3 separate regions of the Homo sapiens genome follow, and regions 1 and 2 are each linked to region 3. The links are chromatin contacts, found by Hi-C or POLR2A ChIA-PET in ENCODE. All regions are on one chromosome and are shown on one strand. Each heading gives the region's core, a stretch centred on a gene start or an enhancer-like site at or near the end of the contact. The rest is flanking DNA. Distances are from core to core; before and after follow the strand shown. Region 1 holds the start of TDRD3 (tudor domain containing 3). Region 2 holds the start of GTF2F2 (general transcription factor IIF subunit 2). Region 3 holds the start of SUGT1-DT (SUGT1 divergent transcript).

Region 1 (3,947 bases), core at 1,388-3,887, 7.7 Mb after region 3:
GAGAATCGCTTGAACCGGGAGGCCGAGGTTGCAGTGAGCCGAGATCGTGCCACTGCACTCCAGCCTGGGCGGCAGAGCGAGACTCCCGTCTCAAAAAAAAAAAAGTCTTAAATTACATTTTAACAGTCTAGGCCAGAGGAGAATATGCCTCATTGTGGATTTATGTGCCTGCGTCTTCATGTTTAACTTGCTCAAATATCACCTATACGTCCTTTACATTTCTTCTTACATCTAGACCTTAGCATTACTGACATTCTGGGCCACATCATTCTTTGGAGTTCAGCGATGTCCTGTGCTTTGTAGGATATTTAGCAGCATTCCTGCTGCATCCCATGAGATGCATAACAACACTCCTACCTCCTCAGATTGTGACAACCTAGACATTGCTAAATGGATTTGGGGGTGTGGGGGTTGGTTTAGGATCCACTGTCCACAAGCTTGGTTAAACTCAGGTTAAACCATTTTGGCAAGAATACTTCTTAAGTGATGTGTATGTCTAGTTGCATTACATCAGTAAGCAGAATACATTAGATTGTCCCATTATTAGTGATTCTAGCTTTGATCTCTTAAGGCAGTGATTTTTTTTTTTAAAAGGTAAAGCTACATTTTCCCTTCTGTAATAAGTAAGTTATGGCTTGAAACTTTGAGACCATGTGAAGATCCTGTACTCCTAGTCTTTTACCCTGTGGCTTTTAGTATCGTCTGATAAATTTTCCTCTATCAATTGTGGTTGACTTGGAAAACTGTGATTTTTCTAATTCTATCATTTGTTCTACATTTACTATCTTGTATTGCTCTGAAAGAAAAGATTTTGTCCTCCTTCATTTTTGGTGGCACTCCGAAGAAATTCAATGTGTTTCATCAATTATTGTCACCATTTTTTGGATGCTCATGTTGTCCCACATTTCTCCAGTAAAAAACCCATTCTTTAAGAGAATTTAGTGTTTTGTGGAGTACTTTATTATTGTAAGGACCATGCAGTGGTAAATCCTTACTGAATCACACGACATGTGAGAACAAATGACTTTATAACCAGTGAGAAATTCTGATGATTGGTACAACATATTTTCATAGTTAACAGGTTACACTAACTGAAAAATGTAAATAATTGGTAACAGAAAATTCTAACCGCCAATAAAAATTATTGGCAATTTATTTTTGAGTCATCTATTTACCTTTAAAATGGCATATCTATTCCTGGCTCCTGTATATGATGGCCGATGACTATAAATTGAAATATACCTGTAGCATACGTATGACTTAAACACTGCATACTACTGCACATTGCAGCGAACAGGATGGAGCTACTTGTGATCTAAAATTATCTAAACAATATACTTGGGAGCAAATCTCAATAGCATTCCATCTAACGAAAGCATCGCGATTTTATAACTATGACTTTTGGGAAGACCAAACGGAATACCCCAGCTGAAATGAGAAAAATCTGTATTAAGGAATTTTAGCTCCACCCAGGGCAATTATCCCCTTCCTTCCGTAACTGCCAATTTCCTCCCCAATCCCAAGAGCGCCTCTGCCCAGTTCCGCAGTCTCTGCTCCAAGTCTGTTTTTGATGATGCCCTTAGAAGCAGGGGCAGCGGCAAGCGGCGGAGATAGGGATTAAGTTCCTAACAGTCTTCTTCCCCTGACCTGGCAGATGGGGACGCTGCCCCTTAGAAGCCTTTTTCCCCGCAATACGGGACGCCGCAGAGGTGAAAGACCAAGAAGGTGGAGCAAACTTTTAGGGAGCGCCTCTTGGGCCCGCGTACCCTTCCGCCTGTTCCTCTCTGATTGGCCAGCGTGAGTCACGGACGCCCAATCGCGCGGTAGCGTCCGCCGTGCCGCTGGGCGACGGCGGCGCGCATGCCCACTCAGGGACCCACCCTGCGCCCCAGCCCTCTACAGCGCGGGCGAAGGGCATCGGCGGGGAAGCGGCTGTGGTTGCCAGATCTGGCAGTACAGAGCCAAGGTGGCAGGGCCGCGCTAGGACACGGATGGTCCCAGGGGGAGGGCAACAGGAAAAACAAGCACTGACACAACTGCCCCATTTCCCCATGTCCCCTAAAAGCAGGTTTTCTTGGGCTGACCAGGGCATTTTCACTGTGGTGTCCGACTGGGGCAACTCGATCTGCCCGCGGGGACTCAAAAAAGCTTGAGCTGCATTTTTTCTTTGCGTCCGGGCGGACCAAAAGGCGAGGTGAAGGGAACGAGTGTTTATAAGAAAGTAAACTTTTGTGCAGAATGGGCTGGGGACACCTCTGAGTTTTGCTGCCCGCAACGTGACCTTTTTAGCGCGGTCCTGGACGCGTTCCCTCGCAGCCAACCCGTCAGTCTCCTCAGGCCTTATCCTGCCCTCTCTGAGGTGGCCGCCTGTGGGCGCTGCAAACGCCACACTTTTGCTCTACGAAGAACCTCCTCGCGACTTTCCAAGGTGTGCAACTCAGAAAAGCGCCCCCCAAAACAAGTAAAAGCCTTCGGGGAAGAGGCAAAGTCCCTGAACCGTCCTGACTCCAGCCACCAGCCGGTGTTTGGTGGATCAGGTCCCGGAGCTCCGCAGCCTGGGAGCCCCACACCAGGCCGGCCCCTACGGCCGCTCAGAAAACGCGGCGAGCGGAACCCGCACGCGGAAGCGCCGGCCGCACTGAGCATGCCCAGTTGCAGAGCCGACCAGAGGAGTTTTTTCTTTTCTTTTCTTTTTTTTTTTTTAAGGGGGGGGGTCTCAAGTAGGAGGCCTCCCCATCACCCCCACCCCAGCCCCCCACCACCCCCGGCCTAAGCAGCTACCATGGCCCAGGTGGCCGGCGCGGCGTTGTCCCAGGCGGGTTGGTAAGTGGCGAGTCCCGCCGGCTGCCGGGCCGCGGGTGCGGGCCGGGGCCCCAGGGAGGTTGGGTTGGGGGCGGCGGGGTGCGTGTCGGGGTAGGCGGAGGCTGTCGTCCGCCCCCGGCCTCTCCCCGGGCCCTTCGGGCCGGCTCCGCCCCCGGCGCCACGCGGAGCCCTGCGAGTTCCCCTAGGTCCCCTGGAGGCGGCGGCGGCGGCGGCCTGGGCCCCGGGCGGCGGGCCTGGGCCCCGGGCGGCGGGCGGCGGGCCTGGGGAGAGGCCGGGGGCCGCGAGCCGGGCGGGTGGCGGCCCAGACCCCGGCCGACCGGAGCGCCGGGGAGGACCTGCAGCGCCGTCCGCGCGGCTTCTCCGGGGAGGGGGTGTTTCTGCAGCGGGATCGGGAGGCGAGGGCTGGGAACGAAGTGCGGCGGAGAGGGACGAACGCGGCCGGAGCCCGCGGGCCCATAGGAAGTTGAGGGCAGAGCAGAGCACAGCCCGCGCTGCGGCCGGAGCCGCCTCTTCTTACCCCTTATTTCAAAGTACAGTGTGGACCAGTGTGAATCTGCCTTCCGCGGCACACACACAACTTCTGGAGCTAAGAATGACCGCAATGTCAACTCGTGGGGGTGCTCGGTAGAACTTTTCTTGAAAGGATGGTGTTCTGATTTTAAGAGGCCTTTCGTGTCAAGATTTTCAGGATTTGAAAACAATACAAAATTATGCGAAATTAGGCAGTTTCTGGAATTGCGGCCATTACGGTTGTAATCATCCCGTTTAATTCAGTAACGCTTTTCCCAGGCTTGCACAGGCACATTCTGGGATGAAGGGTAGGAACGGGGATGAAAAAGATTTGCAACGGCTCTCTGCAATTACTGCTTTAGGAGAAAGAGTGAGGCATTAAAAGACCAAACAAAACCAGGGGGAATAGTGATAAACCGTACGTACAGAGGAACAGATGAGTGCACTGTGGAATGGGAGGGAGAGTTACTTTCCTAAAGTGGACTTGGAAAGATGGTAAGGAAAAGGCTTTCTAGCACAGAGCTGCTGGAGATGACACAGGGAAGCGCTTATTGTTTTGCAGAACCTACACAAGATCTATATGGTTCGTGAAAGATGTGGATTTGATTTTGTGA
Region 2 (3,898 bases), core at 1,229-3,728, 7.5 Mb before region 3:
CAACTTGACTAGTTAATCATCTGAGGGAGTAAAAAATTTTGGTGTTACCTTCTCTGGGGCACTGACTTCTGCATCCTATGCTCTGTGAGCCCCATCCTGGGATATGGTCTCAGCTCTTGGATGTTGATATGTTTAATGACATATAGGGCTATATTGAGGAAAAATAATACCTACTCTGGCAAATTGTTATAAGGATTAAATGGGATAATACAGAAAATAACTAGCTGAGGATCTGGCATATAATGAGTCCTTAGGAAGGTGAGGGATCTGCCTGTAGTATCTATCCACCTTAAGGGTCTCCACAGTAAATCTGTGAATTTGGTTCATAGGGGCCATGCCCTCCTTTTCTATCAGGGTTCTGTAAACATCCCTCTTCAAGCTAGAAGGGGTTTGAAAAGGACAGACAGGAGAAGCTTGCTCTTTGTTCAACAGCGTACGAGGAAGAGGTGCTCAATACGTTGTTTTTTTCTTTCTTCTATGTATCATTTTAAAATCTCCACTTTTCCGTTCTTCGCTAGCCCTTTCATCAGCCATTTTTTTTCTCTCTCAATCTCTGTGTACACACACATACACACATACCCACACCACGTACACATTTTAAGGCCTCCCATGACCCAGAGACCAAAGCCAGGGTTCCAATCTTTAAAGTCCATTCCTGGGGTGCTCTAGACTTTGCTTCTCTTCTCCCATGGTCTCATATTTCAATTTATTCCTTCTCCTTGATTAAAGTTTAGAGCAGTTCCCTTAATCTGCTTACTCTTTATATGTTTTAAAAAGGCCCTTTTCCAAGTTGTTGCACAAGAAGAAACCTTCATTTTCTGCTTAAAAAAATTTTTTTTTGTTTTTCTTTTTTTTTTAGAGATAGGGTTCTTCCTATGTTGACCAGGCTGGTCTCGAACTCCTAGCCTCAAGTGATCTTCCCATCTCGGTCTCCCAAAGTGTTGGGATTACAGGTGTGAGCCACTGCGCCTGGCCAAAAAAATTTTGTTTTTAGTATTTATTTTTTAGAGACAGGACCTTGCTCTGTCACCCAGGCTGGAGTGCATGGCACGATCATGACTTACTGTAGCCTTGAACTCCTGGGCAGACACAATCCTCCCACCTCAGTCTCCCAAAGTTAGGGTTACAGGGTTGAGCCACTGAGCCTAGCCTGAAACTTTCATCTTCAACACACTCCTGGTCTCTCCCATCTTTCCTATTAGTTTTCCTAGCTAAAAGCAGAGTTCTGACAGCTTTTCCTGGCCCTATGCTGAACACACATAAAATTTCCTCAATTTTGTGCAAGGCTCTGATGTGTGATTCAATAAATTACTTGCCATTCTTAACAATACCTTACTGTTTGTTTCTCTTCAGCGAATGTTCTTTCACCCAAAGCCTACTGAAACCTGACAATGTGTTAAACACTGTGCTAGACATTGTGGATATAAAATGAATAAAGCACTATTTTTTATTTGTCAATTATACCTCAATAAAGCTCTTTCCGCCTAGGAGGAGTTCATTGTCTGGAAAGCAAAGGCAGATATGTAAACATATATATTATAGTTCAGAGTGCTAAGTATCACACTGTGATGTGAAGAAAAACTAATTTCTTCTGGGGAAGTTGATAAAAGATCTCATAGGAAGTGACATTTTCATTGGTCTTGAACCATAAGTAGGAGTTTGCCAACCAGAGCACAGGGGTGAGAGTGAGGGCAGGGGTAAAATAGGGCTTCCAAGGGAAGGGAATCCAGTGTGCAGAGGCTCTGAAATGACCGACGAAGATTCTGACGTGTTTAGGGAAGTCTGCTGGGTTTGATGTGGTTTGGTGCATGGCGGAGTGATGGTGGGAGGTGCAAAGAGATGAAATTGAGAGGGCCCAGTTGAAGCAGGAGGATTGAACTTTATTCTAGAGGCAATAAGAGAAAGAGAAAACTGTTTAAGCAGGGGAGGAAACGATCAGGTTTGTCTCTTACTTGTTCGTTTCGTTACAGACTTCCGGGTTTTGGAAACTGAGGTGCTCCGCTTGCTTCATCAGAACAGCTCGGGTAGCCTCTGAGCTGAAACACGGCTTTTTTTTTTCCAGGTCTAGAAACGGCATGTTTTCAATATACCCAAGGCTACTAAGTTTGATCCCAGTGCCCATTTGTGCTAATGACGTTGGCCAGGGACGCCAATTTACTACCCTGACCCTGTCCTTCAAATATTGTCTCTCTCTCCTTGGCTAGGGTTGGACATGTTCTGACACCTTTCGTCTCTTTGAACCCCATTTTTCCGTTCTGATAATCTTTTTCTTCAGTTATGCTGACCATGTCTTTAAATACATTGCTAACGTTTTAGCTCATCCCACCCTACGTTTTAATCCCTCAGATGCAGACATCGCGGACAGCCACGCCCACTCAAGAAATTTCCGAAACAGAAAGTTTGTCTGCAACAGCGCGCCGTACTGACGTAGCAGTGCGCAGGCGCAGTCCCGGCTCCTGGCGGCGTGTTCCTCTTTTCCTCGGTTCCCAGTGTTCTGGCAGGTAAGGAACGCCGGCTCTTCGCCTCTCAGCGCGGCTTGTCCTTTGTTCCGGACGCCCGCTCCTCAGCCCTGCGGCTCCTGGGGTCGCTGCTGCATCCCGCACGCCTCCACCGGCTGCAGACCCATGGCCGAGCGCGGGGAACTCGACTTGACCGGCGCCAAACAGAACACAGGAGTGTGGCTAGTCAAGGTAATGTTCGCGAGTCTCCCACTTGCGCTCCTCCTAACACAAGTATAGTTTAAGTAACTTGAGCCTATCCCGCTCCGTGCGCCTCTTAAAGTTCTTTTACGGCTATCTCGTTAGAGCTTCACACATTTTGAGAGGCAGGAGTCATTGTTGTATCTGTTTGCAGACGAGGAATTAGTTTAGGGACGCAAAGTGTCTTTCAGCCAGTTACTACTCTGAATCTGCCTGGACTAGATCTCTTTCTCACGGCTTTCCTGGAATCTTGTCTTGGTGTCCCCAGATTTGGACGGTGCATTTTATCCCAGACTGAAGAATTCCTTGTATCTTCCCTTGGTGAAACTGGTTTTAGCCATGAGCCTGCGTGAGGTAGTTGAATGTCTACTTTCTGTACAGTTTTCTCGGCCAGAAAGTAGGACTGGTCCCTGCCTACTCTTAAAAGTGTTCTCTTAGGTTGATGGTCCTTAATGAAGCTCTCAAAAGAGGCGAGAGAGCCCCAAACTCACAGAAGGAGAGGTCATTGGACTGGAGTATTCTTTTAGAGCACATTTGGGTCTCGTGAAACTGGCCGTCAATAAACGTTTTATGTGAAGACAGCAATTTTGGTTAGCTCACAGTAAGCACTATTTGTGCTTTATTGTTTCATATTGGGGAGTGTTTTCTCCTAGGGGAGTTTCATAATACTTAAGCATATTCAAAATGTGATCCTGAAAGTCGTTGAAACTTAAAATGTAAGGACTTTTGGTTTCTTAATGCTTTAACTGTTTTATCACATGGCTGAGTTCTCGTCAATTAAATCTAAGAGGTCTTTCTTGTCGGCCTTCCTAAAACAGCCCCCTTGTGATCATTTGCTAACACGACAGATGTGTATTACATTCTTCAAAGCACTTTTCACAGTGTAGAGTGATTTTGTGTTCATATGTTCAAAGTTGGTTACCTCTGTCTTTCCAACACACAGAATCACATTCCATGAGAACAGGATCTTTGCCTGTCATACCCAGAATAGTGTTTGGCGCATGGTAATTACTCAACAAATAGATGATGAATAAATGCATGACCTCTCATTCTTCAGCCCTCGCCTTAGTCTGTGGCACTCATTTGACTTATTTCCAAACTCAGTGTGACTTAAAAGGATGGATTAAATAGGCATTTCTCTCTCCAGCAGCATGTTACTTGGGGGGAGAGTCACTAAGGAGGAGATTGCCCTTACGGAC
Region 3 (4,360 bases), core at 1,555-4,054:
TTTTTATTTATTTATTTTTTGTAGAGACGAGGTCTCACCATCTTGCCCAGGCTGGTCTTGAACTCCTGGGCTCAAGTGATTTTTCTGCCTTGGCTTCCCAAAGTGTTGGGATTACAGGCGTGAGCCACTGCACCCAGCCTGCACAAATCTTGTGCATAACTTGATAAAATTTTATGTTTGAATACACTGCTGTGATTACCAGCCAGATCAAGATATGTAACATTTCCCGCATCCGAGATTTCTTCATGCTCCTGTTCCCCACCCTCCCTGACAACCAGGAGGTTCCCTTATGATACCTCTCATCTAAGTGGAATCAATCATGATGTACTCCGTCTGGCTTTTTTTTTTTTTTACCACAACTTATGTATATAAGCTTCATCCATATCGTTGTGTGTAGTAGTCGTTCATTCCTATTGCTATGTAATATTTTTTTCTCCTATTTAAGGACATTTAGATTATTTCCAGTTTTTGCTACCTTGGGTAATGCTGCAATGAATATTCTTCTACATGATCATAAATAATAAATACTCTTGGGTATATGCCCAGTGGTAGAATTATTGGGTTATGGTCTGTGTATAACTAGCTTTAGTAGATAGTGTCTGATATAGTTTGGATATGTGTCCCCACCCAAATCACATGTCAAATTGCAATCCCCAATGTCGGAGGTGGGGCCTGGTGGGAGGTAACTGGATCATAGGGGTGGGTTTCTCATGAATGGTTAAGTACCACCTCTCTTGGTACTGTCCTTGCAACAGTGAATTCTTGTGAGATCTGGTTGTTTAAAAATGTGTAGCACCTACCCCCACCCTACTTGCTCCTGCCATGTAAGATGGCTGCTCTACCTTTGCCTTGTGCGGTGATTGGAAGCTTCCTGAGGCCTCTGCAAAAGTAGAAACTGCTATGCTTCTCGTACAGTCTGCAAAACCATGAGTGAATTAAACATTTTTTCTTTATAAATTACCTAGTCTCATTTATAGCAATGCAAGAACAGACATACGGTACCACAGTTTTCCAAAATGATTAAACTCTCACCAACAATATATGAAAGATACAGTTGCTACATATCCTTGTCAGTGCTTGGTATTGGAAGTCCTTTTAATTTAAGCCATTCTGGTGGTAGTTTTGGTATCTCATTGATTTCAATGTCCATAATATATAGAACTTCTTTTCATGTTGGGCCCATAGGGCGGTCTTGGAATTCACCCTTTCAGAGGCCATACATATATGTGTATTGGTGCATGGCAGAGGCTGGTGTACACACATTAGTGTATGGCTGAGCCATAACCGGAGCATACCTGAGACTAACCCTATGGTCTAAGAAGAACTTACGTTTGGAGTCCTGGGCTAAGGAATCCAGGAGCAGCCAACCCAGAGATTCACTCCTTATCTATGAAGGACATCCACATCCCTGGCCCGTATCTTACGCTGTACAGATCAAGGCCCTTTGGGGTTAAATGGAGGTTGCTAGAAGGAGAGTGCTAAGTGAAAATGCTATATAGACTACGTGCTTTTTACAAATGGTAGCAGTTCTCCAGGTCAGCCCTCCACCACCGGACCACCCTTGTATGTAAATCCTGAATAAACCTTGTCTCCTTCACTGACTCTGCCTCTCTTCTTACAGTGCCATCCCAACTGGAGTCAGTGGGGTCCAGAAGGACAATTGGCCATTTAGATAACATTTGAAAACTAACCAAGGTAATTCACAGTAACATTAAAAAATACAAATGAACATTTCAATAAAGGCAGAAAAAGCAGTTGATATTCAATGCTTTCCTCCTGATGTTATGACCAAGACAAGGAAGTCCATTATCACTGTTTTTATTCAATAGTGGAAACACTAGCCAGCAACAAAAGGCAAAAATAAATAAAAATAAAAGGTATAAAGGTTACAGAGAAGTTAAACCATCTTTATTCGTGGATTGCAAGATTTTGATCACAGAAATTCCGAAAGAATCTACAGAGTATTACAAATAACAAGGGAACTTAGCAAGATGCTTGCATATAAGGTCAGTATGTTAAAATCAATATTGTTTATTCTTACGAGTAGAATATAAAAAAGTCAAAATGCCATTTAACATTGTATACAAAACACTAAATACTCAAGAATAAATCTAATGAAAGATATATATGATCTCTATACTGCAATCTATCCAAGCACAGCTGCATTAAAATATAGATATATGTGCAATCTACAAAATATTGCCAGGAGAAATTAAAGACCGCTTAAATAAATGGTGGGGGAAGAATGATATTCATGGATTGAAGGACTTGTTGTTAAGATACTAGTTTTCCCAAACAGATCTATAGATTCAATGCGAGCCCAATAAAAAATCCCCCCCCTTTTTAACAAGCTAATTCCAAAATTCACCTAGAAATACAAAGGCCGTAGAATAAGCCAAAACAATCTTGGGAGAATAAGTTACAGGACTTAAAGATTTATTATAAAACTACATTAAATTAACATAGTTTGGTACTGGTATAAAGTTAGACAAAGACTACTCCCTCCCGCTCCTCAATCTGCCCCCATCCCTAGAACGTGCTGGCAGCTTTCTCCATCCGATCTGCAAGGGTTAAAGGGCGCTGAGGAAGGGCTGACCGACTGGGGTGGGAAACAAAGCGGCACTGAGATAACTTCAGGCCACCTTCCTCCCCTCAGTACCTTCGGATGAAAGGTTTCCCTTCTTGGTCTGGGAAGCCCACTAAGAAGAAAGCCTGGGCTGTGGCGTTCTGGGGAAGTGAATAGTACGGCCGCCGGGCGCGTCGCCCCAGGAACCAGAAGGCTTTTTGCCGCTATTAGTGCAGAATGACTTCCGGCAAGTCCCAGTCGTTTAGAATCCCCAGCCCAAAGATCGCGGGGATCCACGCGTCATCCGGGCCTCTGCTCCCGGAAGAGACCACGCAGCCGCTAAAGACGTAATGGAGGCGAAAGGGCTTGGCTAGCTGTGGCAGCCATGATAAAAACTAGGGAAAATGGGAGCTCGAAGTAGCTTCCGTTATTAACAGACATACAAACGCCCCTAACCGCCACACGTTCCTTAGGGATGACAGTACGTTACAAAAGTGCTTCTAAAGTACTACTGAAAGCTCCGTGGGAGTGCCCGCTGGCGTGGGCGCGGTGGAAGGGAGGAAGAACGTGTACGCCCCAGGCCTCCGTAACCATGGCTGCGAGGGGCGGGGACTGGGAGCGCGGGTCCTGGGCCGGGGTGCGGCTGGGAGGAATCGGTCCTCCACTGTCCCAGCCGGCCCCGCGCCGGCGTGTCGCCTCCCGTCCCCCTAGCAGCACGCTGCGTGGCTGCTCGCTGGCTATTTAGGACGGAAGCTCGGTTGGTGTTTCTCCAGAAGTTTCCCCCTTGGGCGGTGGTGGAGGTGGTAACCGTGATAGTAGCAGCTCCGGCGGCAGCAACAGCGACTACGAGGGATGGCGGCGGCTGCAGCAGGAACTGCAACATCCCAGAGGTGCATGTTTTTCTTTCCCTTTGGTATTTATTTTATCCCCCTTTCCTTGGCTAGTGAGCCCTGCTGAAGTCGTTGTTTTCCTGACAGGTTTTTCCAGAGCTTCTCGGATGCCCTAATCGACGAGGACCCCCAGGCGGCGTTAGAGGTGAGAGAGCCCATTTCTGCTTCCTCCACTCTTCTTAGGGGAGCTGGGCCACTTCGGGTCCCCGCTGACCCGCCTTCTCCCCGCACCGCCGGACAGGGACCCAGGCTCTTGTTGATGCTGCGTCTCAGCTCCGGTATTGAGATTCTCCGTCTCTTTTCTCTGTTACACGGTAGCCGCGTTACCCCAGACTCCTGTCTTGCCCTTTCCACTCCCTACAGCTCCTGAGAAAAACCTCCTCTATTTCTTGGGAGCATGGTTGGCATTTGTAGTTTGGCTGAAAGGATTTTTTTTTTAATGACATTTATGATTAGAGAAGTGGACTCTGGGCTCGATGAAGTTAATTTTTTCGTTTGACAATAATTCTTGCCATTCTTACGTAAAAGTGTCGGTATGAAGTCAGTCTACTGGAGCAAAACCCTTTTCCCTCACGTCCCTGAAACTTTCCAGATGTCTTATCACAATTCATTATTCACTCATTTGTATATTCATCAAAATTTTTTTTTGGAGTGGCTGTGTGCAAAGGCGCTGATTGCTGTGGGTTAAAGTCTTGGTTATATACTCAGCTAACCTAGAAATCACTTTTTGTAGGTGTGCAATGAAGGCAAACCATAAAGCTGTAAAGGAATGTAAAAGATCAAGAGTTAAATAATAAGAATTAAAGGAGAACCTAAAGATAAATGATGCTGCGGGTCACAGAATTTAGCCAGGAGTTTTTGTTTGTTTTTGCGTTAAATCACAGAAAAGAGGAAACCTGTTTTG

The links. A loop is a pair of places that touch in the nucleus more often than their neighbours do. ChIA-PET counts read pairs that join two places held with the same protein, here RNA polymerase II (POLR2A). Pooled maps may share reads with other maps.
Region 1: a loop to region 3 is called in a map of B cell, with 22 times the contacts of the local background. The contact joins the promoter of TDRD3 here to the promoter of SUGT1-DT in region 3. A Hi-C loop is called at or near these places in 2 of 168 maps with a recorded cell type or tissue (B cell and CD4-positive, alpha-beta memory T cell) and 8 of 50 pooled maps. POLR2A ChIA-PET finds 5 or more read pairs at or near these places in 2 of 52 experiments (activated B cell and naive thymus-derived CD8-positive, alpha-beta T cell).
Region 2: a loop to region 3 is called in a pooled map, with 5 times the contacts of the local background. The contact joins the promoter of GTF2F2 here to the promoter of SUGT1-DT in region 3. A Hi-C loop is called at or near these places in 3 of 50 pooled maps.

The regions. Positions count from the first base shown.
Region 1 is chr13:60,394,583-60,398,529 of GRCh38, forward strand. TDRD3 (tudor domain containing 3) reads left to right here and starts at 2,638. Exons shown (of 14, transcript NM_001146070.2): 1 at 2,638-2,823. The coding sequence starts at 2,783. RefSeq lists enhancers at 1,560-1,629, 1,960-2,289, 1,998-2,510, 2,360-2,559, 3,440-3,489 and a silencer at 2,700-3,269.
Region 2 is chr13:45,118,032-45,121,929 of GRCh38, forward strand. It overlaps GTF2F2 (general transcription factor IIF subunit 2), which reads left to right and starts at 2,479. Exons shown (of 8, transcript NM_004128.3): 1 at 2,479-2,690. The coding sequence starts at 2,625. RefSeq lists enhancers at 2,109-2,752, 2,513-2,642, 2,753-3,394.
Region 3 is chr13:52,649,503-52,653,862 of GRCh38, forward strand. It overlaps SUGT1-DT (SUGT1 divergent transcript), which reads right to left and starts at 2,805. Exons shown (of 1, transcript NR_170300.1): 1 at 1,803-2,805. SUGT1 (SGT1 assembly cochaperone of MIS12 kinetochore complex) reads left to right here and starts at 3,334. Exons shown (of 13, transcript NM_006704.5): 1 at 3,334-3,456; 2 at 3,544-3,601. The coding sequence starts at 3,419. RefSeq lists enhancers at 2,635-2,974, 3,084-3,585, 3,695-3,814 and a silencer at 3,065-3,334.